3 separate regions of the Homo sapiens genome follow, and regions 1 and 3 are each linked to region 2. A link is a loop called in an ENCODE intact Hi-C map of the cell type or tissue named here. Cell type or tissue: heart left ventricle. All regions are shown on one strand. Each heading gives the region's core, and the rest is flanking DNA. Links, peaks and the distances in the headings are about the cores only.

The links. Peaks named below come from ENCODE experiments on the same cell type or tissue, not always from the same donor. Only the 100,000 strongest peaks of a DNase experiment are listed, where the experiment ranks them.
Region 1: a loop joins it to region 2, with 2.4 times the contacts of the local background. A loop is called at or near these places in 15 of 110 quality-filtered maps.
Region 3: a loop joins it to region 2, with 2.2 times the contacts of the local background. A loop is called at or near these places in 5 of 110 quality-filtered maps.

The regions. Positions count from the first base shown.
Region 1 is chr1:39,270,936-39,281,892 of GRCh38, reverse strand. All of the region lies in intron 6 of MACF1 (microtubule actin crosslinking factor 1), which reads right to left. Among named protein-coding and RNA genes, the nearest start is that of MACF1, 72 kb to the right of the region's middle. In heart left ventricle, for the core only: no CTCF peak of the experiment used is centred there; no DNase peak of the experiment used is centred there.
Region 2 is chr1:39,532,166-39,543,122 of GRCh38, reverse strand. It overlaps the pseudogene PPIEL. Among named protein-coding and RNA genes, the nearest start is that of PABPC4-AS1, 27 kb to the left of the region's middle. In heart left ventricle, for the core only: CTCF peaks have their summits at 3,526 and 3,737 (motif pointing right); a DNase peak (open chromatin) is centred at 3,779; H3K27ac peaks cover 363 bases.
Region 3 is chr1:39,329,641-39,340,597 of GRCh38, reverse strand. It overlaps MACF1 (microtubule actin crosslinking factor 1), which reads right to left. Exons shown (of 101, transcript NM_001394062.1): 37 at 3,945-9,395; 38 at 3,267-3,416; 39 at 1-96. Among named protein-coding and RNA genes, the nearest start is that of MACF1, 130 kb to the right of the region's middle. In heart left ventricle, for the core only: no CTCF peak of the experiment used is centred there; no DNase peak of the experiment used is centred there.

The DNA of each region.
Region 1 (10,957 bases), core at 5,744-8,243, 260 kb after region 2:
GATGTCAGTTTTGAATCAAGTCTTAAAACATACATACAACTTGATAGGAAGTCATCAGAAATATAAACAAATAATTTTATGCATGAATATTTATCAAAGCATAATAAACATGACTTAGCAAAAAGTTATAAAAAGCTTAAATTCTAATGAGGGGTTGACTGGTTATAAATCATAGCACAATTATAGCAGAATAGAATTCTTTGTAGCACCTAAAAAGTTATGCTTTAGAAAATTTCACACCAGGTGCAGTGGCTCATGCCTGTAGTCCCAGTTACTCATGAGGCTGAGGTGGGAGGATCACTTGAAGCCGAGAGATCAAGACTGCAGTGAAGTATGATCATGCCACAACACTGCAGCCTGAGTGACAGAGTGAGACTCCATCTCAAAAAAGTAAATAAAAAAGTTTTACAAAGAAAATTTTAATGACATAGGACAATGATTACCAAATTTAAGAAAAAGAATATAAACAAAATAATATAGTAATCTTGATTATTTTGTATAAAAGACATACAAAATATACATTTAAGTATACAGTCATATATATGTACAAGGCATACACACGCACCTATGTATGCAATACAGGTGCAAATACTGTACGTATGTGAGAAATACAGCAAACTAATAATCATAGTTACCTCTATGGAGTAACATTACAGGGGATTTTTATATTTTCCAAATATTCTGCATCCTGTACATTTTTATAATAAGAAAAAAGCTATTTTAAGAAATCTCCAAAATACAGCACAAGACCTATTTTAGGGAGATCATAATGCAGGTGAGGAAAAAGTGCATGTCTCATGTGTGCAAAGTGGGACTAATACCACCTTTTCAGGGTTGCTGTGATAATCAGCGAGATTACACATTAAAGCACCTAACCCAAACTCAGGGTTATGCTCAACAAATAAGGGTTCCCTTATCTCTTCCTTATTTGAAGGCTGGTCTTCCTTCGATTCTTACTTGTCTAACTCCCACAGCACTGACAGTCTGTATCATCATCTAATTAAATGTTATTTTGGGCTGTGTGCAGTGGCTCACGCCTGTAATCCCAGCTCTTTGGGAGGCTGAGGCAGGCAGATCACCTGAGGTCAGGAGTTTGAGACCAGCCTGGCCGACATGGTGAAACCCCATCTCTACTAAAAATATAAAAATTAACCAGGCATGGTGGCACGCACCTGTAGTCCTAGCTACTTGGGAGGCTGAGGCACGAGAATCGCTTGAACCCAGGAGGTGGAGGTTGTGGTGAGCTGAAATTGTGCCACTGCACCCTAGCCTGGGCGACAGAGTGAGACTCTGTCTCAAAAACATAAAAATAAATAAATAAATAAATGTTATTTTGCATTATGGACTATTATTTCATATATTTAATCTTATCTCCCCTAGACTGCACGTTTCCTGAGGGGGGCTGGCACCACATCTTAACAACCAGAGCAATATAAAACTGAACAGCAAACCCTATGTGGGAGAGCTCCTCGCCACTGGACGTGTCAAGCAGAAACTAAGATGCTGTGAACGAAATAACTTCCAAATCTGAGAATCATTGATCACAGTCCTTTGGTGCATTGCCCATTGCACTTAGTGTTGTGCTGGTTGTATGGTGGGACCTTAACATGTTTTAATTAATAATAACTTGGTTTATGAATGAAATAATAAAAATAAAATGAAATAATAAAAATAAGCAAATAAAAGTATTTTGGGGGCTGGGCACAGTGGCTCACACCTATAATCCCAACATTTTGGGAGGCCGAGGCAGGTGGATCACCTGAGGTCAGGAGTTCGAGACCACTCCCGCCTAGGTGACAGAGCGGGACTCTGTCTCAAAAAAAAAAAGTATTCTGGCATAAAGCCCACCTAGAATCTGTAGACAGGTTACTTAGCTAATTCAAAGCACTGTGTAAAGTAAACAAGTTTATATTTGTCTCCTCTGGAGTGGGACTATGAATGACTTTAGTTTTTCTTCCTACTCTTCTTTTTTTCAGACTTCGAGTAATGACCACACTTTATTTTTATAATAAAAAGTATAAAAACAATCCTTGTTAACAAGGAAAAATGTTAAGCCTTTCATTCAGACAGATATGTGTTTGAAAGAAGGCATTTACTAGAAATGTGACCTCAGGCAAACCATGTAAGCCTCCTGGCCCAATTTTCCCCATATTTAAAATAGGATAATAACTTTCTCAAAGGATCATTATAAGGATTAAATAAGATGATGTAGATAGTGCCGAGGGTACATGTATTCCCTTCCCATAATAATAAGACAGCATACCCAACACAATTTTTGGTCTGGGTGTTGGGGCAGAGAAAACACCGGCATGTCAATAGAACATCCTGTCTCTTAGTCGTCTCTATCAGGTGCAGTACCATGAAAGTAGTAGCTTCCCTTGTGATCAATACAAGGGAGAAGTCAATAATAAGTCATCTCCAAGTGTCTGAATTTACAAACTCATAATAGATGAGATTAAATATCAGATGATATTTTAAAATTGGAAAAAAAAAAGGGCCAGGAACTTTAACACTATATTTAGAATAAAAGAAAGCTGCAGGCTACTAAATATTACTAAGATGTCTGAAGAAAGACCGTGAGAATAGAAGAGTATGGGAAGCTTGCATTGAGTACAGAAAAGGGAAGCCAGGAAGTACTGCCTCCATGCCTGTGAAGGTGAAACTGTACCCTACCCAGCAGATTCAAGGGACATAGGATCTTATGCCCTTGACAGGTACATTTCTACAGAAGAAATCAGACTATTCTACTTTGATGATGCCAGCTAATAAGCCCATCCTACAAATCATTCCTCTACTCACCACCTCTCTGCTCTGACTGCATGTTCACCTGACAACCTTCAGATTATTATTTGCTTCCCATATAGATATTCTAAAGCAACAAAAGCAGTAAGTGGCCAATTCAAATTCTTGAATCACTTGGCAGTTAAAATTTATTTTGTAAATTAATAAATTCACATAGACCAATCTCAAGCAAATGTGATCAGTGTGAGTCAGTTTACTAAAACTATTAATCAACTCCAGATCTACCTGGGGCTGGGGGAGGGGCGGTAGTGGGGAGAGAAGCTATGGAGCTGCAGAGCCAAGGACACAATAATGGATCACGGCTCTTCCTATAAACAGCTTCTTCCTAGTACCAATTCTATTTCAGTTCCCCTTAACATTTCTAGCTACCTATTTCACTGGCTAAATGCAACATTGATATATCCCACTGCCTTCACTGTAGCTGCTTCACGTACATATTAAAGTAAAACATTATTGGGAACAGGAAATAGATTTGTTGATGTAAAACAAGACAGAACTTGAATAAGCAAAACAAAATCTGAGTATTTGGGTTCTTCACCCAAAAATGAAATTCCAGTTAGTTAATTGATATTGTATGTTCATTACAGCCATAATCTTTCTAATAACATCTCTCATTTCTTAGTATTTCTGTATATTGCACTAAAACTACTTCAATGAACAGCTTTACTTCAGATTTTAAACATAGTTGTAATGAGATAGATGTTTGGATCCCTAAGGGAAAGAAAAATAAAATACCTGTTTGGATTAGGGCCATTACCTAGACTGGAAACTGGATGAGAAAAATGGGATTATCATCACAACCATCTCAGTAATTAAATTTGGCTTTCATCAATCTCTTTCTGTATACTCACACATGATATGTGTGCACAGTACTGTGCTCTGGGCTATGCAGAAGCTTTTACCTTAATCTCCCAAATGCAGAAATCCAGCTTTAGTTTCAGAGATCTTTCTCCCTCATCTGGGCTTTTTAAGGAGGAAGCCATTTGGAGAGGGAGAACAGCCTCAACAGTATGCCTGAGAATATGCAAATTCCACTTGAATTTCCTTTCATCTCACACTTCCCAAAGCTTGGTTAATTGCTTCTCTGAAGTATTCCCAGAAGCTGAATGTTTTCCTAATAATTCAATAAGTATTGACTGAACAACATCTTAGCACTATGACTGGCACCATGGAGAAGAACAAGAAAAGACACACCACTTACTTATACTGTTAATATTTTTTGAGCAACCATTATATTCTAGGAGCTGTGCTTAAATTCTTGATATCTCAAAATAAAAAAACACAGCCTCAGGCCTCAAGTTCAAGCAATTTAATCAGGGAGACAATTTACTATACAAAGAGATCAATGTTGTGACAGAGGTAAGCAAGTAATCCAAACTAGCAATGCCAGAGGATTGCTCAGCAACAACAACATCTGTGCTGAGTTTTAATAAGTAGAAGTTGGCCAGGTAAAAAGGTGGAAAACAAAAAAAGAAGACATGCTTGGCCTGCAAGAACTTAGTTGAGACATGCCATAACTAACATATGATTATCCCAAATATTTTCCCAGATAACAACAGATGTATGAAGGTAAAACAGGAATACAGGAAGGGAAGCTCTGTAGTCCTCCTGAATACCCAAACTTTTAGAAATTTATTTACACATATACACATATTTAAAATTAAGCAGTATATTTAAGCATTTAGTATTAATGTATTTTCTGCCTTTGTAATTTCAAAAAACTGTATTATTCAAACTTCACATGCATCTTTAACATCAATGTTTTTTCCTTCAATAAAGCTATCTTTTTAGTGAATTTTCTAGAAAATACTGTCTACTTTTCTAAGATTTTAAAGTTAATAACAGCACTTTTCTGAATCTACATTGTCTCTGGGTATTTCATTTCAAACCACAAGAGTCCAGTTACATAACACTGGATTAGGGTTTTTTTTTTTTTTCATTCATTCTGCTGTGTTTATTTGTGATCCCCATAATGTATGTGTATGTTTCATATGCAATGTGAGTGATTCAAAAAAAAATTTTAATGTTAAGGCTTGTATACAATTACTTTCAACACTTCAAATTAGGAGATTATATTCCCAGGAACAATAACTAAAACTTTCTTAGATTTTTCATTCCTCTTTTTTGTTTAATCAATTATGTCAGTTGATCTCTACAAAAAAATGATAGTGATTGAACTAGCAGATGGTGACATAGATTTATTCACCCTTTTTCATGAACTGACTATAAGCTCCCTGGAAGCCTAATAACAAGAAATGCTTTATAAGAAGTAAAATATAAAGAGAATATCTCTTTTCTGAAGGTTAATTTCTGGACGAAAAAAATCTCATATCTATGGTAGGTCACATGAAATAGTTAAACAAATTTATAGCCAAAAACGACCAATAATTATAGTAATATCCAATACAGAATCTCAGCAGAATGGAAAATTACTGTGGGCTGGAGGATTTCTAGAAGTACCATATAAACTCATCCTTGAAGGGTGTTACAGAACAGGTGAAAGCCAAGGAAGAAAGGAATTCCACGTAGAAAGTGGATGTAAACAAACTGAGATAAGGTGAAACAGAAATAGTAGTTAAGGGACTGATCTGTTAAAATGAGAAGGTTTAAATTGGGAACCGATAGAAAAGATAAGATAGATTACAAAGGAACTGGTAATCTATCTTATCTTTATCCCAGCTGAGGAGTTTCGACTTGGTATCTTATCTTATCCCAGCTGAGGAGTTTGGACTTGGTAAGTCTCTCAGTGGATGAGACGAGTTGTTCTGAGCAAGTAAGTACTTGATTATTATGTCCTCAAGTTTCTAGCTGACCTCATCACCCACTAAAGATAAAGCATCAGACCTTGAAAACTTTCAAGAAGCAAATGAGGGCTGGGTGCAGTGGCTCACTCCTGTAATCCCACCACTTTGGGAGGCATAGGCAAGAGGATCACTTGAGCCCAGGAGTTCAAGACGAGCCTGGGAAACACTGTGAGAAATTGTCTCTACAAAAAATTTAAAAATTAGCTGGGTGTGGTGGTACTCCCCTGTAGTGCCAGCTACTTGGCAAGTTGAGGCACGAGGATCGTTTAAGCCCAAGATGTCAAGGTTGCAGTGAGCTATGATTGCACCACTGCTCTCCAGCCAGGTGTCAGAGCAAGATTCTTTCTCAAAAAAAAAAAAAGAAGAAGAAGAAGCAGATGAAGGCACAATGCAGTGGTTCTACAAATGCCCAGCTAGAGGGATCTAATGGCAGCTATGTTGGTGAGGAACAGAGATAAAGAAGGTGTTTATTACCAATATTAGAGTTAGGTAAAAGGGAGTGCTCCTTTCAGTATTCACATTCAGAGTCCTGGAGGTCTCACTAGGGAATATAATTAGAATGGAAACCCTAGGTAATAGAACATGGGCATTTTTCAACTCTACAAAATATTGTCAAACTACTTTCTAAAGAACAGTAGCAAATTATACTTCCACTTAAGTGCTATGAAGAGGTTTTCCCATCACTCTTCATCCTCGCCTACACTTGGTATTTTCAGAATTTTTACCTTCTGCCAATCTGATGGGTATAAAATGGTATCTTAGCTAGGCATGGTGGTGTGCTTGCAGTCCCAGCTACAAGCTTGAGTCCAGGAGTTTATGGCTACTGTGCGCTATGATGGTACCTGTGAATCGCCACTGCTCTCTAGCCTGGGCAACATAGCTGAGACCTCATCTCTTTAAAAAAAATTACAGGCGCAGTGGCTCACACCGTAATTCCAGCACTTTGGGAGGCAGAGGCGGGCGGGTCACGAAGTCAAGAGATCAAGACCATCCTGGCTAACACAGTGAAACCCCGTCTCTACTAAAAATACAAAAACAAAATTAACCGGGCATGGCGGCGGGCGCCTGTAGTCCCAGCTACTCGGGAGGCTGAGGCGGGAGAATGGCGTGAACCTGGGAGATGGAACTTGCAGCGAGCCGAGATCGCGCCACTGCACTCCAGCCTGGGCGACAGAGCGAGACTCTGTCTCAAAAAAAAAAAAAAAAAGTATCTTATTGTTGTTTGATCTGTATATCCTTATTAGTAAAAAGGAGTCTTCTTATGTATATGAGGCATTTGGATTTCCTTTTTTTGTGAATTGCTTATTCCTGGGCTTTCCCCTATTTTTCTACAAGGGTGTTTGTCTTTTTCTTATTCATTTTCTTGTTCTTTTAAGTAATAATATTAACTAGCATTTATTGTGATTACTTGTATTAATTCATATTATTCTCACAACAACCCTACCAAGCATATGCTATTCTTATCTTCCATTTACAAATAAGGAAATTGTAGCACAGAGAAGTTTAGTAACCTGTTCCAAGTTATACTGCTAGTAAGTTGCAGAATTGGGATTCAAACCTAGCCAATCTGGCTCCATGCTCTTAATCACTTTATCTATAGGATAGTAACCCCTTTTCAGTAGTCATCCATGGAGAATTGGTTCTAGGACCTCCCTCAGATACCAAAATCCGCAGATACTGAAATCCACAAATGCTCAAGTCCCAGATACAAAATGAGGTAGTATTCACATACAACCTGTGTACATCCTCCCAGCTACTTTAAATAATCTCTAGATTACTTATAATTCCTAATACAATGTAAATGTTAGTAAATAGTTGTTATCTTGTTTAGGGAATAATGAAGTCTGTACATGTTCATTACAGATGCAATGTTTTTCTTCAGAATATTTTCCATCCGTTATGGGTTGAATCCCCAGACGCAGAACCCACAATGCAGAGAGCCAACTGTATATGTATTATATCATAATTTTACCAGTATTATTACATTTTTATTTTTATACAACTTATTTTGCCTAACTTTCCATTTTATTTTTATACAATTTTATTTTTTAATTTCATTTTATTTTTATACAATTTTTTTCTTAATTTTCTATTTGAAATGGAAATTTTCAAATATATACAAAAGGAGACAGAATAGTATAATAAGTCCCTATGTACCTATTACCCAGTTTCAACCATTATCAACTCATAGCTAATCTTGTTTCATCTACATCCCACCCACTTCACCCTTCCCCTATTATGATAAAGTAAATCTCCTGTTTTTCTCTAAAAACATTTCAGTATGTATCTGTAAAAGGCCTTTTTTAAAACATAACCACAACACTATTGTTACACCTAAAAAATAATGATTCTTTAGTAACATTTTTAATTAAGTAAAATTTTTTTAAAAAGAAACAAGGCTGGGCGCGGTGGCTCACGCCTGTAATCCCAGCACTTTGGGAAGCCGAGGCGGGCGGATTACGAGGTCAGGAGATCGAGACCATCCTGGCTAACACGGTGAAACCCTGTCTCTATTAAAAATACAAAAAATTAGCCGGGCATGGTGGCAGGCGCCTGTAGTCCCAGCTACTCTGAGGCAGGAGAATGGCGTGAACCCGGGAGGCAGAGGTTCAGTGAGCTGAGGTAGGGCCACCGCATTCCAGCCTGGGTGACAGAGCAAGACTCCGTCTCAAAAAAAAAGAAAAAGAAACAAAATCCTTTCTTAAAGTTCTAAACTATAACTTTACCTTCTGCATTCCCCCAATAGTGTCATCTGGTTAATTTTGCTTTCTTCTTTCAGTACAAAGCCAGTATTAGTAAAACAACTCTCCCTATAATTAAAAAGGAAAACTGGGAGAGGGATACTTGTAAACTGAAAAGGCTGAGCCCAGAAGATAATACACCAACCAACCTCTTTCTTATCATTTCTAGGCCCCAGTGTTATCTGACTATTCACCTAAAATTGTAGAGACTCGAAGGGTTGTGGCAAGAACACTGGTATATAGCTGGGCGTGGTGGGGGCGGGCGCCTGTAATCCCAGTTACTCGGGAGGCTGAGGCAGGCGAATAGCTGGAACCCGGGAGGCAGAGGCTGCAGTGAGCCGAGATCGCACCACTGCACTGCAGCCTCGGTGACAGAGCCAGACTCCGTGTCAAAAAAAAAAAAAAAAAAAAAAATTGGTATAGAGGTAAATGCTTCATTAAATGGGATTCGCTAACAAGGTGGGCAGGAGCTTGGCAGCAGAAGTCAAGATGGGGAGGAGGAAGGGATTTTCAAAAATGTTCCTTGTTGAAATAAGCCAGGTATTAGTAGTATGGATATTGAAAGCAGCTGGGAATAGGGAGTCCTGAGAGAAGAAATGGGCCAGAGAAGAAGGCCTTTGTCTGACATCAAAGAGCGATTGCTATTAGCCTGTTCCCATCCAGCTCCAAATCCTAGTCTACTTGTCATTCTGAAAACATATTTGTCAGCTGACCCTTGTCATCTTGCTTCTGTGTTAACTATTTCTTGACAAAAGAAGTATTAACTGTACTAGGTGAATAGAAAAGCAGATCATGTATATTCTACTATCTAAACCCTACACTAGCAAGAAGCACAATCAGTTCCCATTTCTCTCCATCCTAAAAAGCAACAAAACCCATGGTGAAGTTTATGTCTATCCATAGCCTGGTCTCACTCTCATCAACAAGCCCTGGACTAATCAACAGAGGAGACAGTCTGGCTGGAACTCAAATTATTTTCTGAGGATAGTTACTACTCTGACATATTAAAAACAAAACCACCACCAAAAAAGCAAGCAAAAAACAACTCAATTGGACTGCCAGCTGTCTCCTGTTTAGACAGGAGTTGGTGTGTGAACAGCAGCAGCTGCTCTTCTGACCCTTGCCCTCCCAGCTTTCCCACTTTAGCAGAGATGCTCTTGCCCTGCCTATCGGTTTCAGTATGCGTTGCCCTCTCTGTTTCTCTGGCTGCTACTGTCCTCAAGCCTGTGAACAGCCTGTTAGGGAGGGGAGCAGCTCCCTGAAGACAGTTCCTTCAGGGACCAGTGAGAGTTGCAGCCTCTTGGCCTTAAGGACTTTCATTCTGAAGGAATGTCACACTTATCTTGATAAGTTACTTCTTATCTGTCATATAGGATGGTGAGTCTGTGGTCCCTGTATCACATGATGGACACAAAACCTGGAAATATGCCAGGTGTCTGAGCTGAGACTCGGTCACTTAGTTTTTCAGCCTTGGCTATACATAAGTAGTATGACTGTGTCTGCAGTGAAAAGGTAGAAGGAATAGATGCAGAGGTTGGCTACCCAGAAAATGCCACACACCAATTTGAATCATACTGAACAGCAAAGGAATCATACTGTTGCCAATATGGTCACACTACAGATCATGGTCCAAAGGTTTCTCCTAACAATCTTTTCTTTAAGACTCCTCACAGACTCATGCAGAACATTCCCTTGCCAGTGTGGAGATCCAGCCCATACAAAGGTGCCATTGCTATCTATGGTCTATTATCTAGGATTGATTTTACTAGGAGTTCCTAAAACTTTATATGCCAAATTTCTGAAAATCTCACACTCAGTTACAAGCATGTGTCCTATAATGTTATGATGACTACACAATTTCAATTTTAATGCCAGTTGTACAACAATCAGTTCCACAGCTGGTTTTACCCCCAACTACTCTATCTGTTCCAACTTTTACAAGATAAAAGTTGACTTTGACATTCTTTTTTATCTGATGAAACCCAAATACTTGTTGATATGGTTTCAATCTGTGTCCCTACCAAATCTCATGTTGAATTGTAATCCCTAATACTGGAAGTGGGACCTGGTGGGAGACGACTGGATCATGAATCATGAAAGTGGATTTCTCATGAATGGTTTAGCACCATCCCCTTGGTGCTGTTCTCGTGAGGGTAGGTGGGTTTTCATGAGATTCGGTCATTTAAAAGTGTGTGGCACATCCCACCCACAACCTCTCGTTCCTGCTGTAGCCAAGTGACATGCCTACTGCTCCTCTGCCTTCCACCAAGATTGTAAGTTTCCTCAGGCCTCTTCAGAAGCTGAGCAGATGCCAGCATCATGCTTTCTGTACAGCCTGCAGAACTGTATACCAATTAAACCTCTTTACTTTGTAAATTACCCAGTCTCAGGTATTTATTTATAGCAATGCAAGAATAGCTTAATACATTCATGCGCCCCATATCCCAGTAGTTTCACTGCCTTCCTTCCTACCATAACACAACTATCACACTCCCCACCACACATATCCATGTTTATATGAGGCCCAAGAAACCTCTTGCCCATCCATAAAATAGATATTTTTTCAATGGCCACTTTTTCTTCAACCTGTTGGGAGTCTCCAAACTCTAA
Region 2 (10,957 bases), core at 2,782-5,281:
ACCTCAGCTGGTTCCTCTGCTAATCTAAATGGCTTATCAGGTGGGGTGACCTAGACCTTTGTCTGTGGGGATTTGAGCTCCTGGTCATTATATACCTTCTCAGGTCATCGCTGCCTAGCATAATTGGGTGGGGGAGTCCAAATGTTTATTCAGTTGTCCTAAGACCAGTTTATAGAAAGTCCATCTTTGACCCAGTGATTTAAGATGCCAAGCTTTATGAAATATTTAATTCCTTTATATATATATATATATATACACACGCACACACACACACACACACATATATATGCATATATACACACACATATACATACATACACATATATATACATTTTTGTATATGTGTGTGTGTGTGTGTGTGTATATATATATATATTTTTTTTTTTTTTGAGACGGAATTTCACTCTTGTTGCCCAGGCTGGAGTAAAATGGCATGATCTCAGCTTACTGCAACCTTTGCCTCCCGGGTTCAAGTGATTCTCCTGCTTCAGCCTCCCGAGTAGCTGGGATTACAGGCACATGCCACCATGCCGAGCTAATTTTCTGTATTTTTATTAGAGATAGGGTTTTACCACATTGGTCAGGCTGGTCTTGAACTCCTGACCTCAGGTGATCCACCCACCTCGGCCTCCCAAAGTGCTGGGATTACAGACCCGAGCCACCGCACCTGGCCTATGTATATATTTTAATAGAGATGAGGTCTTGCCGTGTTGCCCAGGCTGGTCTCCAACTCCTCTGCTCAGGCAATCCTCCTGCCTTGGCCTCCCCAAGTACTGAGATTACAGATGTGAGCCACCATGCCTAGCTGAAATACTGAATTTTCATACGTTTCTGGGTCTATTCGGGACTTTCTCTTCTTTTCACCTAGTCTGTTCTATCTATTTGTGTGCCACTTCCACACTTAAGCATTTAGTTTAAATAAAGGTACTATGTACTTTTTTAGATTTGGAGAGCTGGAGTTTGGGGGTGTGTGTGTATTTTATTTCAGAGACAGGGTCTCACTTTGTCACCTAGGAGTGTGCCACCATGCCTAGCTAGTTTCTGTATTTTTAGTAGAGATGGGGTTTTGCCATGTTGGCCAGGCTGGTCTCGAACTCCTGACCTCAGGTGATCCACCCACCTTGGCCTCCCAAAGTGCTGGGATTACAGGCATGAGCCACCGTGGCTGGGACCCAAATGATTATTTTTATTTTTGTAGAGATGGCATGTTACAGAGAGCTGGAGTTTTAATTATCTAGTTAGATATTCTTACCTCAGCACTTTTCTCTTTCTCAATCCCAGAGAATTTTCTCTACATGTGCACCCATTTAAAGGACTCGGCTTCAAGGGAAGCAGCTTCCACCGCATTATCCCCCAGTTCATTTGCCAGGGCAGTGATTTCACAAACCACGGTGGCACCAGGGGTAAGTCCATCTACAAGAAGAAATTTGATGATGAAAACTTTATCTTCAAACACACAGGACCAGGTAGGAACCACTCATCGTGTGGTGACAAGGGAGGCTGGGCGAGGGCAGCTGGCCGTGCAGGGTGGAAGGATGAGCCGTGGTTCTGGCTGAGAAACAGGGAATCTGGAGGAGACCCAGCTACCAGACACAGGAGAACCGTTCAGCCTTGCTAGGGTGGAGTTAGCTTTGGGCTTTGAAAAGCTTTTCTGTTTTTTATTTTGGGTTATTTCAGTTCCCATTTGTCTCCTTTCATTAAAAGAGGAAGAAGCATAGACGCCTGGGTCTGCTCCTACAGGGGTGTCTTGTTATTGTTTTTGTAACTTTTTATTTTATGTAATGTCAAGCTCACGGAAGAGTTACAAGAATAGTGCGATGAACCCCATACACCTTTGCTGGCATTTACTCAAGTTCACCAGTTGTTTATATTGGTGAACATCATTTCCTATTTATTCTCCTTCTGTGTATTTTTATAGACAGTGCGTATTTTTTTAGAGCCATTTGAAAGTAAGTTGGAGAGTTCATGTTCCTCTACCACTAAATACTTCAGCATGTATTTCATAAGAAACAGGGTATTTTTAATGTTACCAGGACATAGTTCTCAAAATCAGAAAACAAACACTGCTACAATACTATTCTCTCAACTGCAGTGCATATTCAGATTTCCTCATGTGACAGCACGTCATCCTTTTGGGGCTTTTCATGGTTGGCACGTGTCCTAGACTCATAGATGCGCTGCCCATCCACCCACACCACACTGCCCTGTTGCCTCACTCACATCTCACGCGCCGTCGCTGCATGCACTCTCCTTCCTCTTGCCAAGGATCCCGCTGCCTCTCTCGTGCTCCTTCTTACGTAGTGCAGAACTCTGTGTGCTAGAGAAAAGCACAGCCCTGAGCTATCTGGTCCCTCTTGAGTTGAGGAGCTCAGGTCTTAAGGGCACCTTGAGCAATGCCCAGTGGTCCTCCCAGATTGCTGGAGGTACTTGTCATCCATCGTCTGACTGGAAAACACGCCTTTTCTTCACTCCTCAGCCCTCCAGCATTGCTTCATACACTCTCCCTCTCAGCTGATGGTGTCGCTTATTTATAGAAACAATCAGAAGAGAACTATTTAGTCTTCCTGCAGCCAGATCTACTCCCCTGCCTGCATCATTCTCTCCTGCCTGGCCTGCTTGCCTTCCTGTGACAATGGTGGCCTCCCTCTTCTCCTACCTTTTGCCCCATGGTGTCTTCCCTCAGTCTCTTCCCTTGTCTCTTCCTCCTCCTAGTCTCTAAATTTTTGGAGGGACCCAGTGCTCACCATGGCTTTTCTGTATCTGTATTCACTCTTTACCTCAATAGTTCTCACCCTTTTACCCTAGCACCTGCCTCTTACAGCTCATGCTCTAGTGTGCTGAGATGGAAGTCACAGCTCTGCACCCTTCCAGTGAATGCCTAATTAAAAACACGGTATTGGCTGGGTGCAGTGGCTCACGCCTATAATCCCAGCACTTTGGGAGGCCGAGGTGGGAGGATTGCTTGAGCCCAGGAGTTTGAGACCAGCCTGGGCAACATGGCAAGACCCCATCTCTACAAAAAATACAAAAACCAGCCAGGCATCTTGGTGAACACCTATAGTCCCAGCTTCTCAGGAGGCTGAGGTAGGAGGATGGCTTGAGCTGGGGAGGCAGAGGTTGCAATGAGCCAAGATTGCACCATTTGGACTCCAGCCTGGGTGACAGAGTGAGACTCTGTCTCAAACGAAAAACCCCACAGTATTATTTCATAGTTGTAATATAAAGGGAAATTAAAGGAAAACAATTTGTAATAACATAATATGCATTTCAGTATTCAAATGCTTGGAAGCAACTACATGTATGAAGTACTTGAACATGTGTACTTCTGCCTAGAGCTGCACTTAGTAGTGTGGACTGATTCAGGTGTGTTGTTTTGGCAGAATCAAAGTAACATGATGTTTTGAAATAGTAAAAATCTCTTGGTAAAATTCTGAGCAAAAAGAAATGAAAAGTGACAGGATGGGTTGATTTCTGGAAAAATTTGATACAAAAAAATAATTCTTTGGATTTATATGGAACATGGAGTTAGGGTGTAGGCTCAGATCATTATAAATAGATTTTTCTTATCTACATGAATGTTATTCAGGGCTTTTGAAAGTCCAGGATTTAGAGTAACTCTCCATTACGTAGGAGACTGCAGGACATCTAGAGTCCCTCCCTGATCCCTTCCTTCCAATGCCAGTAGCACCGTATTACTGACCACCAAAAATAGACTGCAGTTTCTGGTAGCCCCTAGGGGGCAGTATGATACCACTGAGAACCCATGCCCTGGGCAATCACGCCGCCCAGTCCCAGGACTTTCAGTGAAATCACCGAGTTAAGCTTGTCCACATGGGTCACCATGCTGATGGCTCCCTGAGCTCCAGACTCCTGTCCAACCACCTACCTTTCACCTTTGCTGGATATCCCACGAGCATCTCACACTTCACATGTCCAAAATGTGGCCTTGGCCTTCTCCCCCACACCCTTCCTCCCCCTTTTCCCTGTTTCAGTAAATGACTCCACCATCCACTTAGCTGCTTGGTCAGAAACTTAGGCGTCATCATGGACTCCTGCATCACCTGCAGGCCACATCTATCTGACTTCAGGTCATCTCCTGGCCCAGCTACTCTTCACCCTTCCCCCACGACCACCAAGTCCTGTTTCCAGCCTGGCTTCTTCACCCTCATAGTCTGATCTTCACTTGGCAGTCAGAGTGATTGTTTTTAATCATAAATCTGATCACATCATCCTCCTGCTGACCCATCCTGCGCTGTGCGTGGGGACGCTGTCCTACAGGGTTAACCCACCTTGGGTCCTGGCACCTCTCTGTGCCCCTAGGATGTGCTGCCCCTCGCCCTCTGCATCCATAGGCAGTCTCGCTGTTCCTCAGACATGCTGAGCTCACTCCTGCCTCAGGGCCTTTGCACATGCCCTTTTCTCTCATGGAATGTTCTTCCTCCACTGTCCAGATGGTTCACACCCACTTCCTTCAGATGCCACCCATGTGTCCCCTTGGCTGAGAGGCCTACCCTGACCTCTCCCTAAAACAGGCTTTCCTGCCACCTCACTCTTCTTTTTAATCAGCTTCAGTTTTCTTCTTACGCTTATTACCTGAAATTGTGTTATACATTTATTATTTTACTTATTTATTTTCTGTCTCCCTTTCTCCCATGTCAGCCTCGTGAGGGCAGGACTTAGGCTTTCTTGTTCACCATTGTATTCTGGAACGGTGTCTGGCACACAGCAAGCATGCAATAAATATTTGAATATTTATTTTAAAAAGCTATTGGTTGTGCGTGGTGGCTCATGCCTATTATCCCAGCACTTTGGGAGGCCGAGGCCGGCAGATCACCTGAGGTCAGGAGTTAGAAACCAGCCTGGCCAACATGGTGAAACTCCGTCCCTACTAAAAATACAAAAAAATTAGCCAGGCGTGGTGGCGGGTGCCTGTAGTCTCAGCTACTTGGGAGGCTGAGGCAGGAGAATTACTTGAACCCAGGAGGCAGAGGTTACAGTGAGCCAAGATCACGCCACTGCACTCCAGCCTGGGCGACAGAGCAATACTCCGTCTCAAAAAAAAAGCTATTGACAGGCTGCTTTTTTATGTGCCAGGCTCCCTGATTGACTCTGGGAATCGAGTGGAATGGGGCCAGGTGCGGTGGTTCGTGCCTGTAATCCCAGCACTTTAGGCTTAGGCAGGCAGATTGCTTGAGCCCTGGAGTTTGACACCAGCCTGGGCAACATGGCAAAACCCTGTCTCTACAAAAATTACAAAATTAGCTGGGCATGGTGGTGTGTGCCTGGTCACAGCTACTCGAGAGGCTGAGGTGGGAGAATCGCTTGAGCCTGGGAGGTTGAGGCTGCAGTGAGCTATGATTGGGCCACAGCACTCCAGCCTGGATGACAGAGTGAGATCATGTCTCAAAAAACAAACAAAAAGAGTAGAATAGGACATGGTCCTCATATGAAGGGCGTACCCAGTCTAGAGGCCCAGCCATGAAGAGGGGGGTTTCTTATTGCCACAACGAGATGTAGCTCCTTATCCTACGCCCCCTAGTCCCCTGGCAAACCCAGGCTTTTTATTTGTTTGTTTTGTTGTTGTTGAGGCAGAGTCTTGCTCTGTCTCCCAAGCTGGAGTGCTGTGACATGATCTTGGCTCACTTGCAGCCTCAACCTCCTGGGCTCAAGCAATCCTCCTGCCTCAGCCTCCCAAGTAGCTGGGACTTATAGATACATGCCACCACACCTGGCTAGTTTTAAATTTTTTGTAGAGATGGGATTTTTCTCTGTTGCCCAGGCTGGTCTTGTATTCCTGGACTCAAGTGATCCTCCTGCCTTGGCCTGCCAAAGTGCTGGGATTACAGGCGTGAGCCACGGTGCCTGGCCCCAGGCCTTTTAGACTGAACTCAGACATCACCTCCTTCAGAAAGCCTTCATGATGAGTGTTTGTGTGAGTATCTGTTTCTCTTTTTCACAAACACTTAGGTGACTCTAGTGCTCCCATTCTATGCACAAATGTCTCTGTCACTGGGCTTTGCCATTTTGTAGTGTAATTATCTTTTTTTTTTAACGGCTTTAGTAGGATATTATTTACATACCATCCAGTTTGCCCACTTAAAGTACACATTTTAATGGTTTTTAATGTATTCACAGAGTTGTGCAACCATCACCACAAATAATTTTAGAACATTTTATCCCCCAAAAGGAAACTTCATACCCTTTAGCAGTTGCTACTTATCCTGTTGGTCCCCTGCCCTGGGAAACCCGAATTTACTTTCTGTCTTTATGGATTTTCCCATTCTAGGCATTTAATATAAGTGGAATCATACAATATGTAGGCTTTTGTGAGTGTCTTCTTTCACTTAGCATAATGTTTTCAAGGTTCATCCATGTTGTAGCATGTATCAGTACATCATTCCTTTTTTTTCTTTTTGTTTTGGTTTTTGGTTTTTTTTTTTTTTTTTTTTTTTGAGATGGAGTCTCACTTTGTCACCCAGGCTGGATTGCAGTGGTGCAGTCTCGGCTCACTGCAAGCTCCGCCTCCTGGGTTCACACCATTCTCCTGCCTCAGCCTCCCAGCTGGGACCACAGGCACCCGCCACCACGCCTGGCTAATTTTTTGTATTTTTAGTAGAGATGGGGTTTCACCGTGTTAGCCAGGATGGTCTCGATCTCCTGACCTCGTGATCTGCCCACCTTGGCCTCCCAAAATGTTGGGATTACAGGCGTGAGCCACCGCCTCCGGCCCCATCATTCCTTTTTATTGCCAATTAATACCCACTGTCTGCACCCCACATTTGTTTATCCATTCATAAGTTGATAGATTGTTTCTACTTTTTGGCTATTACAAATAATGCCACTGTGAACATTCACATACAAATTTTTGTGTAGACATATGTTTTCATTTCTCTTAGATGTAGCCATAGAATTGGAAATGCTGGGTTATATAACTATTTATTTATTTTTTTTTGAGACAGAATTTCACTCTAGAGTGCAGTGGCACAATCTCGGCTCACTGCAACCTCCACCTCCCTGGTTCAAGAGATTCTCCTGCCTCAGCCTCCCCTAGCTAGGATTACAGGCATGCACCTCCATACTCGGCTAATTTTTGTATTTTTAGTAGAGACGGAGCTTTGCCATGATGGCCAGCTGGTCTCGAATTCCTGGCCTCAAGTGATCTGCACAAAGTGCTGAGATTACAGGCATGAGCCACCGTGTCTGGCTGATAACTATTTTTAATGTTTTGAGAAACGACCAGACTGTTTGAAGTGGCTGTACCATTTTGCATTCTTTTTTTTTTTTTGAGATGGAGTCTCACTCTGTTGCCCAGGCTGGAGTGCAGTGGCGCAATCTCAGCCCACTGCAAGCTCCGCCTCCCGGGTTCACGCCATTCTCCTGCCTCAGCCTCCCGAGTAGCTGGGACTACAGGCGCCTACCACCACGCCTGGCTAATTTTTTTGTATTTTTAGTAGAGACATGGTTTCACCGTGTTAGCCAGGATGGTCTTGATCTCCTGACCTTGTGATCCGCCCGCCTTGGCCTCCCAACGTGCTGGGATTACAGGCATGAGCCACTGCCCCATTTTGCATTCTTAACGGCAGTGTATGATGTTTCTGATGCCTCTATACCCTCACCAACACTTGTGATTATCCTTCTTTTTTTATTAGACCTATCCTAGTGATGTGAAGTGGTATCTCATTGTGGTTTTGATTGGCATTTCCGTGCTAGTTAATGATGTTGAGCATCTTTTCATGTGTTTATTGGCCTTCTCTATATCTTCTTTGGAAAAATGTCTCTTCAGACCCTTTACCAATTTTTAATTGGATTATTTGTCTTTCTATTGTTGAGTAAGAATTCTTTTGTTTTTTGTTTTTTGAGACAGGTTCTCACTCTGTCACCCAGCCTGGAGTGCAGTGATGTGATCACAGCTCACTGCAGCCTTGACCCTCTGGGCCCAAGTGATCCACCTGTCTCAGCCTTTCAAGTAGCTGGGACTACAGGTGCATGCCACCAGGCCCAGCTAATTTTATTTTTTGTAGAGACAGGGTCTCCCTGTGTTGCCCAGGCTTGCCTCAAGTGATCCGCCTGCCTTCACTTCTCAAAGTGCTGGGATTATAGGCATGAGTCACCACACCTGACCAAATATAGTCAAGAGTCCTTCTTTTTTTATTTTTGTAGTGACGGGGTCTTGCTCTGTTGACCAGACTGGAGTGCAGTGGCACAGTCACAGCTTGCTGTGGCCTCAAATTCCTGGGCTCAAGTGATCCCTCTGTCTCAGACTCCTAAGTAGCTGGAACTACAGGCATGCACCACAATGCCTGGCTAATTTTTTCTTATTTTTTGTAGAGATGGGGCTCTCACTTCGTTCCCCAGGCTGGTCCCAAACTCCTAGCCTCAAGTGATCCACCCGCCTCAGCCTCCCAAAGTACTGGGATTACAGGCGTGAGCCACTGCGCCCGGCCTTTTCTTTCATTCTATAGGTTGTCTTTTCACTTTTTTGATGGCGTCGTTTGAAGCACAAAATATTTTAATTTTGATAAAGTCTAATTTATCTTTTTTTGTCACTTGTACTTTTGGTGTAGTGATTATGAAGATTTACTCCTACACTTTCTATTAAGTATTTTATGGTTTTCTCTCTTACACTGAAGTCTTTACTCCATTTGAAGTTAATTTTTGTGTATAGTGTGAGGAAAGTGGTCCAGCGTTACTCTTTTACATGTGGATTTTCAGTCGTCCTAGCACCATTTGTTGAAAAGGCTAGTTTTTTTCCTGTTTAATTGTCTTGGTATCCTTGGTGAATATAGTTGACCATAAATGTAAGGGTTTCTTCTGGATTCTAAATTATATTTTGTTGATCTGTATGTCTGTTATTAGGCCATTACTACTGTGTCTTAAATTCCATAGCTTTGTAGTAAATTTTTAATTCTGGAAATGCGAGTCCTCCAACTTTGTTTTTCCTTTCAAGATTGTTTTGGTTATCCTGAGTCTCTTACATTTCTTAAGAATTTTGGGATAAGCTTATCAACTCGTATGAAAAAAGCCAGCTAGGATTTTAATACAGATTGCACTGAATGTGAAGAATTTAGGAGTATCATCATCTTAACAATATTAAGTCTTCTGATCCATGAACACAGGATATCTTTTCATTTGTTTAGGTCTTCTTCAGTGTTTTTCAGTAATGTTCTTTGGTTTTCTTTTTTTTTTTTTTTTAATTGGGATGGGGTCTTGCTATGTTATCTAGGCTGGTCTCGAACTCCAGGGCTCAAGCAATCCTGCCACCTTGTCCTCCCAAAATGCTGGGATTATAGATGTAAGCCACCATGCCTAGCGAGTCAGAATTCTTTAAATATTTTAGATACAGGTCTCTTATCAGATGTATAATTTGCAAATAGTTTCTCTCATTCTTTTTTTTTTTTTTTTAGACAGGGTCTCACTGTATTGCCCAGGCTGGAGTGCAGTGGTGCAATCACAGCTCACCACAGTCTTGGAACTCCTGTACCCAAGTGGTCCTTATGTTTCAGCTTTACAACTAGTTGGAACTATAGGCACACACCACCACACCTGGCTAATTTTAAAAAATATTTTTGTAGACAGCTGTGACTGCACCATTGCACTCCAGCCTGGACAACAGAGCAAGACTCTTCTAAAAAAAATACACACACATATATATATAGCAATTATATTTCTTTTCTTATTTTTGAGACAGAGTCTTGCTATGTCGCCCAGGCTGGAGTGCAGTGGCAGCATCTCAGCTCACTGCAAGCTCCACCTCCCGGGTCCACGCCATTCTCCTGCCTCAGCCTCCTGAGTAGCTGGGACTACAGGCGCCCGCCACCACGCCGAGCTAATTTTTTGTATTTTTAGTAGAGATAGGGTTTCACCATGTTAGCCAGGATGGTCTCGATCTCCTGACCTTGTGATCTGCCCGCCTCGGCCTCCCAAAGTGTTGGGATTACGGGTGTGAGCCACCGTGCCTGGCCGTAGATATAGCAATTATATTTCTATACATCAGCAATGAACAACCTGAAAACAGAATAAAAAGAAAAACAATTATACTTACAATAGCATAAAAAAGAATAAAATATTTAGGAATAAGTTTAAAAGATGTATACAGCTTATACTTTGAAAACCACAAAACAGGCCAGGCATGGTGGTTCACACTCATAATCCCAGCACGTTGGGAGACTGAAGTGGGAAAATCACTTGAGTCCAGGAGTCTGAGACCAGCCCGAGTCAACATAATGAGACCTCATCTCTACAAAAATATATATAATCAATTGTATATTGATTTTGTATTCTGCAACATTGCTAAACTTGTTTAATAGTTCTTTTTTTTTTCTTTTTTTGAGATGGAGTCTCACTCTGTCGCCCAGGCTGGAGTGCGGTGGCACGATCTCAGCTCACTGCAACCTCCACCTCCCAGGTTCACGCCATTTTCCTGCCTCAGCCTCCTGAGTAGCTGGGACTACAGGCGCCCGCCACCACGCCTGGCTAATTTTTTGTATTTTTAGTAGAGATGGGGTTTCACCGTGTTAGCCAGGATGGTCTCAATTTCCTGACCTTGTGATCCGCGCACCTTGGCCTCCCAAAGTGCTGGGGTTACAGGCGTGAGCCACCATGCCCGGCCTGTTTATTAGTTCTAATAGTTTTTTTTGTGGATTTTTTAGGATTTTCTATATGCAAGAGTGTGTCATCTGCAAATAGAAATAGCTTTACATTTTCCTTGCCGATTGGATGCCTTTCATTTCATTTTTTTCACCTAATTACCCTGGCTAGAACCTTCAGTACAATGTTGAATAGAAGTGTCAAGGGCAGATATCCTCGTCTTGTTCCTGACCTTAGGGGGAAAGCATCTTGTCTTTCACATGTAGTTTTCTGTTGATACCTTTTATCAGATTGAGAAAGTTCCCCCTTCCACTCCTAGTTTATTGAGTTTTCATTATGAAAAGGTGTTGGATTTTGTCTACTGCTTTTT
Region 3 (10,957 bases), core at 4,405-6,904, 200 kb after region 2:
AGGAACTTCTTGAGGCTGGCTGATGATAATCTGATTCACACACTCCAGCTCCTGACTGACCAAGGTGGTCAGATCCTTTAACTCCCTTTCTAATACCTGAGGGAATAAAGTGGAGTTACCTATAAAAGCAAGACTAGAAACCCTCTGGGAATCAGCTGTGAACACATTTCTCTCTCACCCCATGTCTACACACACTTTAGGGCTTAGAAAATGTTTTTATGTACATTCATTAGTTTACTTGGTTCTCACAATCACTAATTCATGAAGTAGGCAAGGTAGATGTTACTGTTCTGGATTTACAGAAGAGATGCCTCATTGCTTAAAAAAAAAATGTGAATGGTGTCCAAGGTCACCCAGCTGGTAAGCAGTACAGCCAGGACTTGGATTCAGGTTTTCTCACTCAGTGCAGTGTGCTCCCTCCACTGTAACTTGCTGCCTCTCTGAGAGTGTCATTATGCCTTTCCCCAAGGAGCAGCTGTGCAGAATTAATGTGCTACAAAATAAACCGAACGGATGACTCTTCCACTCTAAATTCCAGGGTCATGGAACCAAAGAATACAAAGCTAACCCCAACCAGCTTTTCCACTCATCTAGTCTGTAATATTCTGGTCCTCAACAGATAAGCCGGAAATAAGCTGTGGAAGAACTTGACATAGTTCTTTGGGGCATCATCCTCAGCCCCGGTTCAGCCACCCTACCCAAGGCCACACACTAGATATTGAGAGAACCAGTAAACCACTACAATCTGTCTTCATGGTGACTCCAATCCTATGACAACTCTTAACCTCCAATTTCAGTGAAATAGCCACTCTTCCTCCCTCTCAAGGCTGTCTTTCTACGTTTTTAGGGGACTGGTTCTATCAGTTATCACTTCCTCTCTCTTCTAACTTCAAGTTCTCCCTTTTAATTGGTTCTTTCTCCTCAGTCCAAAACCCATTCAAAACATTCCTTTCAATCCATCTCCTTCAAGTAGTGTCCCACCTCATTCCTTGCCTGTACCTAAGACTTCTGGAAAGAAGGATCTATATTAATTGTCTCTACTTTCCAACCTCCCATTTCTTCCAGCTGCAAGTTAGTTTATATCCCGTCACTCCACTGAAACTGTTCAAAGTCACCAATAACTTTCAGGAGCTGAATCTCCCCTTCAGTCCTCATTGTACTCAATCTCCCTGTGGCAGTTACTAGGGCTGACTCCTCCTCCTTTGGTTTCTGTGAGACGAGTGTTTCCAGGTCTTCTTCAGAGATCTCCAGTTAGACTTTTTCAATCTATTTTTGTTGTTGTTGTTTCTTTGTTGGTCCTTTAAATGGCAGTGCTTTTGAATATATTTTTCTTTCTTTTTTTTAAGACAGGGTCTCACTCCGTCTCCCAGACTGGAGTGCAGTGATGCATTCATAGCTCAATACAACCTCAAACTCCTGGGCTCAGGCAAATCCTCCTGCCTCAGCTTCCTGAGTGGCTGGGACTAGGGTGTATACCACCAGGCTTGGCTAATTTCTTACTGTGTTGCCCAGGATGATCTCAAACTCCTGGGCTCAAGCAATCCTCTTGTCTTGGCCTACCAAAGTGCTGGGATTATAGGCATGAGCCACTGTGACTGGCCCTCAGTATGTTTTTTTTCCTAAATAGTCTGTATTTTGTCCAAGTTTCTTTTTCTTTGTTTTAGCCTCTCCTTTTGTATCAGAAGCTTTCTGGATGCTGAAGTGGAGTGTAATGCCCTAAAAAGCTGACTATAAACTCTGCTGGCTGTAGTCTTCACTGAGGGTGATGGAGCTGGGCCATACAGTTGGGAAACCACTTATATCAGTACCATTAGGTCTTCCCCCTTGGGCTGGTCAAACCATAGCGGGAGCAAGGATATAGCTCAAAATTCAGTATGTATGTGAACTTCCAGTTAATCCTACTGATTTCTGTATGGAATATTTACCTTCAATAAATGGCTGCTCTCCCTAGTCAAGAGATACTTTGAATTACTTTCCTCAGAGAATGAACATCCAGCCTTTCGTTAGAGCACAGCACAAGCAGTTGCCAGGCTATGTGAAGTAAGTTGAAAATCTAAAGGTCTAATTGCTTCTTAAACAGACTTTAAACCAATTATAAGCCCGTTTGCATATCCATTTTCATCTCTTTCTGGTGCTCCCAATTTTTGAGGCTTTGGGGAGTTCTGTAGTATAAATCAGGTTGTTCCTTAGCTTCCTCCACTTTAAGTTGAGGATCTGGTTTACTCTAGCTTGCTAAGGTAGTTATCGCCTCATCCAGCTGCTTTCTAACTTCTAAAATTTTACTGCTGTTTTCTCCTCTCTTGCCCTTTTATGAATTTATGCACTAAAAAAAAAAAACAACCCAAAAAACCTTTTTCCTGATGTCTTAGTATAGTTTTAGGAAGTAAGAGAGATTAACTTACATATCTAATCTACTGTTTTAAGCCTCCAACATTTCTTGCTTGAATTACTGCAATAGTTTCCTAACCAATCACTCTGCCTTTGAACTTACCTAAATCAATCCAAAACCACGCAGATAACAATTGGTAGGGCCGGGCGTGGTGGCTCACACCTGTAATCCTAGCACTTTGGGAGGCCGAGGAGGGCAGATCACGAGGTCAGGAGATCAAGACCATCTTGGCTAACACGGTGAAACCCCGTCTCTACTAAATATACAAAAAATTAGCTGGGCGTGGCGGCAGGCGCCTGTAGTCCCAGCTACTCGGGAGGCTGAGGCAGGAGAATGGCGGAAACCCGGGAGGCAGAGCTTGCAGTGAGCCGAGATCACGCCACTGCACTCCAGCCTGGGCAACAGAGTGAGACTCCATCTCAAAAAAAAAACACACACACACAAAAAAACACAAAAAACAAACAAACAAGAAAAATTAGCCAGGCGTGGCGGCAGGTGCCTATAGTCGCAGCTATTCGGGAGGCTGAGGCAGGGGAATTGCTTGAACCCGGGAGGCGGAGGTTGCAGTGAGCCGAGATCACCGCTACTGCACTCCACCCTGGGTGACAGAGCAAGACTCTATCTCAAAAAAAAAAAAAAAAAAAAATGGTAGTAATTACATTGATAGCCAAATCCAAGGTCTGTTCAAGTTTATCCTGTATAAATTTTATCCGGTCTATCCAAATGTAGCCCATCCCATAATTATCTGACAAGGGTCTGAGATTGTTTACCCTAGAATAGAGTGCAAGCAGGTTCTAGTAAGTCTTGAAATCTTCAAGGAAGATGGAGGCAGCTATCTTGAAGCTGGTGTCTGTGGTGGAAGTCTCTGGGAACCTACCTTGGCCTGACACAGCAGATCCTGTAGTTCTGCCAGGTTTAGCTCCAAAGGTTGAATCTGTTTGGTCCTCATTTCAATGTTCCGTAACAGAGACAGATAGGATACTAGCTTTTCATCATGTTCTAAACAGAGTTGCCGGGTAAATACATTCTGTGGAGCCAAAAAGAAAGCTGACTCAGTTCTGACGTTCTCCTGTAAGTCAGCTTTAAAGCAGGCAGGGGTTTTTGTTAGACAAATAGAAGCAATTTTTACTGCACATAGAGTGGGATAAAATAAAACACTTTGTTTAAGTCATTTCAAATCAATAGACAAAGGTGATTTTACCAATTTCCTCAGAGAGCAGAAGCTCAGAGCTATCAATCTACAAGCATCATTTTACCAAAATTTCCAAAAGCTATTCTGATTTCAGGTAGCATCATCCTAGTATTTCTATTAGCTCGTTTCTATTTAAAACCCTTGCAGATTTCAGAAAGACATTCAGAGCCAATGCCTAATTTTCCAACAACTTTGCTACAAACAGATGATGATAAACTAAGTTATATCTTAGAGAATCATCTAGTGCCTTAAAATGTATAGAGGCATACAATTACACATATGTAAACTCTGTACCCAGTTAAGAATTTTAGCATTAAACTAATTGTATCTTTAGGAAGAAAAAAAAAAAAGCACACCACTGACCTGAGTTGCTCTGAAGGGCTCTGGGTTTACACCTCCATTTCCCTTTCCTTCAGGTGCAGTCATGAAGGGAGTTTGTTCACTGCCAGGGCTTTCTCTGAGCTTTTCCTGTGGTGTCTTCTCTGTCTTCACTGCAGAGCATACTGTTAGGGACACTGTCTTTTCTTCACTGGTCTCTAGAACAGTAGGACTAATGATGGCATTCTGTTGCCCTGTATTCTCTTTTTGAGACACTCCTTTGAACAGTTTCTCTGGAAGAAAGGATCCCAAGACTCTGGAACCTCTCTGAGTCACTATGTCCTCAATGGATCCTGCTTCTAGACCTGCAACATTAGGGTTTGCCATTTCTAGAAATTTCTCTCCAGTTAGTTCCTGTGTTGCTATTTCAGATTTGAGAGTTCCACAAAGTTTATCATCACTTTTGCTGCCCTGATGATGAAGGTCTTTTCTGTCTGAGAATTCTAGATACCTGACTTCTTTTGAATCTGGTCTAGAAACTGTGATTTCTTCCAATTTAAGACCTCTTGCTGGGTCAAAAGATACTTCTTGGTATGACTTTTCTTTACATTCATTAGATGAGGAAATTTGATGTTTGGTTTCCTTAGTTTTCGAAGTAACCCAGGAATCTTGATAGTTGGTCTCCTGTCTGGTGGTTCCTTGGAAAGACTTGTCTGTTTTGGAAATTTGGGATGGGCCTGTCACTTGGGCTTTTCCATCTGATTCCTGGTAGTGCAATCCTTCAGGTCTTGGGGTCATACAAGGGAATGGTTCACTCTGGGCCCCACAGGCAATTTCTCGAGATAAGTTTTCTTCTGGTTTTAAAGTCAAGCAGAGACTTAAATTGTTTACTTTTCCTTCATTGGCCTGTTTAGAGCTGAAGAGTGTTAAAGCATCTAAATGTTTTACAGAAATTCCTTGAGGTACCACTTGGGAAGAGGACTCTTCAATTTTAAAAGTAATAGAAAATCCCATTTCTGTATCAGCTTCTTTCCCTTTTTCACTTGAGGTCATTTCCCTAGGTTGGCTCTTTATATGGGAGTCATGCTCATCTCTAATGGCAGTTTCCTGATACAACTTTTCTTCAGAAAGAAATGCTGGTTTGCATGTTCTGATACTTTCTTCTACAATCACCTCCCTCTTCTCTCTCTTACTTTTCACCCGAGCATTCATTGGTTGCTGCAAAACCTGCTCACTCGGCAATTTGCCTGACGTTTCACAATATGTTTCTTGTACTTCCAAAATCACTTCCCCTTGATTTTCTCTTATTTCTTCAGAATCTAGACATGAGGTAGACTGCTTCATATGAGAAATAATTTCTATTTTTGTCACTGCTTTTTCCTGCTCTTCATTTGTATCATTTCCCATGTTATTTCTAGCCACTTCTTTAAGTTTAAAATCACATTCAGAGTAAGGGTGTGTCAATGACACTTGGCCCAAGGATTTACCTTTAAGATTATGAGGATTTATGATACTGATAAATTCTTTAGCATCTGAAGACATTCTTGGCTTACGTTGATCCTTGCACCCAAATTCCTTTAAGGAAATTTCCCTGCTCTTTTTTGCCTGCTCCCCATCAGAAACTCTCACTTTAACCTTTTCTTGTGCAGACTGATTTTCAACTTGAAATAATCTCTCACTCTCTTCTACTTTATTACAACTCATTTCAGCAGTCTGATTACAAGCAATTAACATATCCTTTCCTAGAAATTCATTTTGTAATGCACACACTTCAATCCCTTCTTGCTTTTCAATCTGAGCCCTGTGATCGCTGAACTCTGAACTATCTATTTGGATCATATTTGCCAGTTCAGGGCTGATCAGTCTTTTCTCAATAGCTTCTACTAAAGTCACTCTCTGATCACTAAATATGTCAACAATTCCTCCATTTAACACCTGATGAGATGCAATAATTCTGACCATGTTTTCATCCACCAGTTTCTCTTCCAAAGCTGATGCCAATGTCAGTCTTTTTCCAGTAGCAGTATCTATGATTCCACCAGTATTTGCCTGGGCTTCTAGAACCTTCAGCGTAGATGCAAAGTCTACTTTTCCAAGCTGAATTGCTTGAGACAATGTAAGCACTTTGTCGCTCACCCCATCTTTAATGTCTGAGAAGGGAATTACTTCTAGATATCTCTGTCCAGATTCAATATCAATCTTACATTTCTTGACTAATTCTGAGTAGGGGACAATTCTGCAGTTCTCGGGATCTACAATGCCATGCATCATTCCTGGAGACAATACTGCTTCATTAGTTAACAGTCCTTCTTTTTTAGCTTCTGCCAAGGTCAATCTCTGACCAGAAATGAGATCCACAAAGTTTCCAGTAAAGGCCTGAACCTCCTGGATTTCTCTTTTCAGGTCTGAGGTAATAAGATCTAATTTTATGGCTTTAGGGAGGGAAATATTTTCCTTCGTTTCAGGATTAAAAATCTGATGGATGTTTAAGTTCTCAACTCTTTTGAGTTTCTCGGCTAAATCTTCACCAATTAAGCCATGTCTGAAGGCATTATCAACAGAAAGTCTCATCCCAGATATATGGTGAATGATACCTCCATCTACCACTTGCTTAGTCAACAAACGAACGGCCTCCTCTCTCTCCAAAAGACCTCTGTCAATGGACTGCACAACTGTTAAAGGTGCTTTACTATCAGGGTCTATAAGTCCTGTTGTTTCCATTTGTAAACTAATTAATCTCTCCCTAACTGTTTTTTCAGCATCTCTACCTTTGGAAGCTTTCTCCAGATTTATAAGTTCTGGCTGGTCAGCAACGTCCACCAAGCCAAGAGTTGAGGCCAAAGTTACTGAAACTTTTTTGCCTCGTTTCAGATCAATAATTCCACCAGTCACCACCTGCCTCTCTAAAATTCTGGTGGCTGTTTCCTTGTCAAGAAGTCCAACTGTAACTGCATCCTTTACAGAGCACAGTGTCTGGGTACGGGGGTCTAAGACACCACTTATAGCTTTGTCTGCCATGAGGACATTATGTAATAATTTCTCATCCATCAGACCTTCATTAATGACTTCTTCAGTTGTCAAAGACTCACAAGTCTGAGAGTCAAAGAACCCCTGAAACATGTTCAGCTTCTCCATAAGCTTCACGGCAGTGTGACTTGGCACAATGCCTCGGGATATTGCTTCATTTAGTAAGAGCTTTTGACCTGTTTGTTCATGAAAGATACCACCATCTAGTAACTGTGCAGATAATACATTTAAGGTAGCTTCTTCAAGCAATTCTAATGGATGACTGCATGACAGAAAAATTTCCCTGCCACTATCTTCCTCATCGGTCTTTTCTGACATCATCATACTACCACCTGCGATGTTCTGTGCTTCTTGACTTTCTTTATGGTCATCCTTAGCCAGAAATGTTTTCTTTAACATTTCCTTTTTGTCCAGAGGATGAACATTCCCATCAGTTTCAGACTTTAGTTCTAACTTTATACCTAGAGTTTTCTTTACCTGAACTTGTAACTTTTTGCTTTGGGGTTTTATGTGAGATCCTCCAGTTTCATCATGAATATATTCAGTCTCAAGAGTGTGTGCTTGTTCATTCTGACATGTAAAGGAAGTGTTTCTTAGAGGTTGATGTTCTTTCTTTGGTGTTTCAACAGAAAAAACATCTTTGTCAACCACCAACGGCACACCTTCCGCCTCAGCAGGAGGTATGGTCAGGAGGTGTCCCCTGCTGGCATTTTCTCTGACAGACACTGCTGTTTGGTCTTCCCTTTGGGTACCTATCAACTGCCTTTGTACCTCTAATTTGACTTTATTTATTACCTTCAAAGCATCAATGTTTGGATTTCTCTCTTTTTGTTCTACAAACAGATCCTGTTCAGGGTTCTCTACAGAAGAATCTTCTGTTTCTACAGTGGTCTTTTTGCCTTTTTCTGTAGTGCAATCTTCCCGATCGGGATATTCTTTGTTCTGAGAAGAAAACTGGAACTCAGGCAGCCTCACAGTCCACCCACTGCTGAAAGTTCCTGAGATTTTCACATTAGCTGATTCTTGCAATCCCTCAGGAGTTTTTTGCCTTTGATGCCCAATTTCAACCACTTTTGGAGGACTTGTTTGATACTCATCTCTGGATGTTAGTGTCTCCATCAGCTCTTTATCTAACAGAAGCAGCCTCTGTCCATTTTGCACATTAATATAGCTGTGAGTCATCAGCTGGAACAACAGATTCTCACTCTGGCTTGCTGTGGCCTTAGGGTGGCTCTTGCTGCACGGTAGAACTGCTGCTCCAGGATTAATATTTTGTTCTGCAGAGTCTGCTAGTTGCATGTGGGGCATCACATCAGGTATACAAATCGATTTTAAGTTATTGGCAAGATCTCTATCCAGGATACCACTTTCTATTGCTTTCTTCCAGGACAAAATCTCTGTGGTTGCTGGTAGAAACAGAGCCTTAATATGCTGTCGGTTACTAAGGATTTTATGTGCTAGTTCAGTAGACACAATACCTTGTTCTAGGGCATCTGTAATTGGGAGGATCTCTCCAGATTCAGGCCACAGCAACCCCATGAATGACCAGAGGGACTCCAGAATCACAAGGGCGATCTTAGCAGCTACTAGATCATTGCTCACTGCTTCATCTATTGTTAGCCTTTGCCCCGTGACAGTGTCTATGATGCCTCCTGTCTGAAGCTGCCTTATGAGGATAGCACAGGCCATATCTTGGTCAATCAGATTATGTCTTACAGCCTCTTCCACTGTAAGTCTGTGTCCTGTTCTTGGATCTACTATGCCACCAGCAAAAAGCTGAGCTTCCAGCAACCGGACAGTGACCTGCCTATCTATTAGCCCTTCCTGAACTGCACGGAAAATGCTAACCTTCCGGCCTGATTTCAAGCTCACCATCCCCCCTGCCAATTGTTTGACAGGCAGTAATTTGAATCCTGATTCCTGGTGGACAATACATCGCTGCATCAGATCCAGCAAACCAATTTTCTCAGCTGTGTTAGGGTCTATCAAATTCTTGGATGTTCTAAGATAAGACTCTAATACTGAATGAAGCCATGCAGAAATGAGGCCTTGATGAAAAGCCTCTTCCAGGTTAATACAGTTCTCACTAGGGGAAAGACTGAAACCTCCAGTTGCCAGGTGAGCTTCTAAGATTTTCAGTCCAACTGTCTCACTGATTATTCTCTTTTCAATTGCTTCCACCACAGAAAGAGGGCCTCTGCTCTCAGTAAGCCTGCTTATTAAGGCCAGGGCATCCTGTAGCTCCCGGAGCTGCTGGTACATCTGGGGATTAATGAGGTTTCTGGCTATGCCCTCCTCCAAAGAGAGGTTTTCACCCGTCTCAGGGGCAATGAGGCCAGACATGATAACCTGAGATTCCAGAAGCACTAGGCCTGTGTCTTGGTCAAGGAGGCCCTTTTGCATGGCTTTGAAGATGGGAAATATCTCCACTGTGCCTAGGTCAATCACCCCAGCAACTGCTCTGCATTCCTAAAAAAAAAAAAAAAAAAAAAAAAAAAAGGAAAAGAGAAGAAAAAGAAAACTGAATCAGAGCCAATGGCAAAGCACAACTATTGAAAGGAGTCATTCAAAGAACTATAGTATACAGGCCAGGCACAGTGGCTCACGCCTATAATCTGCCCAAGGCAGGCAAATCATGAGGTCAGGAGTCTGAGACCAGCCTGACCAACATGGTGAAAAACCCGTCTCTACTAAAAATACAAAATATTAGCTGGGTGTGGTGCGCACCTGTAATCCCAGCTACTCAGGAGGCTGAAGCAGGAGAATGGCTTGAACCCGGGAGGTGGAGGTTGTAGTGAGCTGAGATTGCATCACTGCACTCCAGCCTGGGCAACAGAGCGAGACTCTGTCTCAAAAAAAAAAAAAAAAAGTACTACAGTATATAAAATTCTGACCACAAGGAAAACCCAGCATGGGATAAGCCCCAACATGTAGGAAATATTCTGAAGCAAGCCACCCGGTGTTAAGACTAAAAAAGAGTTTTTCTAAACTGCAGAATGTTTAATAGGTCAGAAGTTCCTAGATTACTTGAGAGATAGTGGCATTAAGCATATCTGAGTGACAAGCTCTACAGGGTGGTAAGCAGTGAAAATGATAGGATTTAATCTTATTTCTAAGACTAAATCATCATAAATGTTCTTAAAGACACGTAACAGTTCCCCCAAAGTGAGAATTCAACGCCATACAACAAGTTTTTGGTGTTGCAAACCACACAGAAGACTCTAGAAGTAGCAATTCCCTGCTGATGAGCACAGCAGGACTGGTCCATAGAATAAGAGAGATTTATGCAGCCCAGAAGCTCCAGAACAATTGTGCATCCCAGTAAACAGGCCTGTGTATACTACTCAAGCAACTATTTAGCAAGTGGGATACTCATATTCTTGGACAATGCTAGCTTCTCCCAAGGCAATGGCTCTAAATTAAGTTAGTTCTAGGTCTTGGAAGTAGCAAGTCAAGGAAGAAACAGATTGGGGACCCTTGCCTATGGAACCACTAGTAACTTTTCTTCTGATCCAGGCTAGAATGGGTAGTACAATAACCATGACTACAGCTATCACTTATTACTAGATCTACTGAACACTGACATTTAATTCTCACAGTAATCCTATGAAAACAATTGTTTGAATCTTTAGTTTGAAGAAATGAAAATGAGGCACAGAGTTTAGGTAACTTGTCCAAGGTCACAAAACTAGTGAGTTCCAGAAACAAATCAAGGTCTGATTCTAAATCTTGTTTGTCCTCCCAGAGTCAGACCCAGAAAACTGTAAAAGACAAGTACAGTAGAGTCACATCTTAACACAGGAGTTAGGTCCGAAGGTCAGTGAATAAGGCATATACGCTGTCAAAATTACCCTTGCAAATCCTAGAAACAGCTCCTAAAGAATTCTCATTTTTGAGATCTTTTATCACAGAATAATACATTCAGATTTTAAATTATTTAAGTGTTTAACCACTTACAACACTTCATCATTTTTATTACTCTCCAACTTTTCAGCTCTTCTTTTCATGTTCATTATTTTCATTTTCTGTAT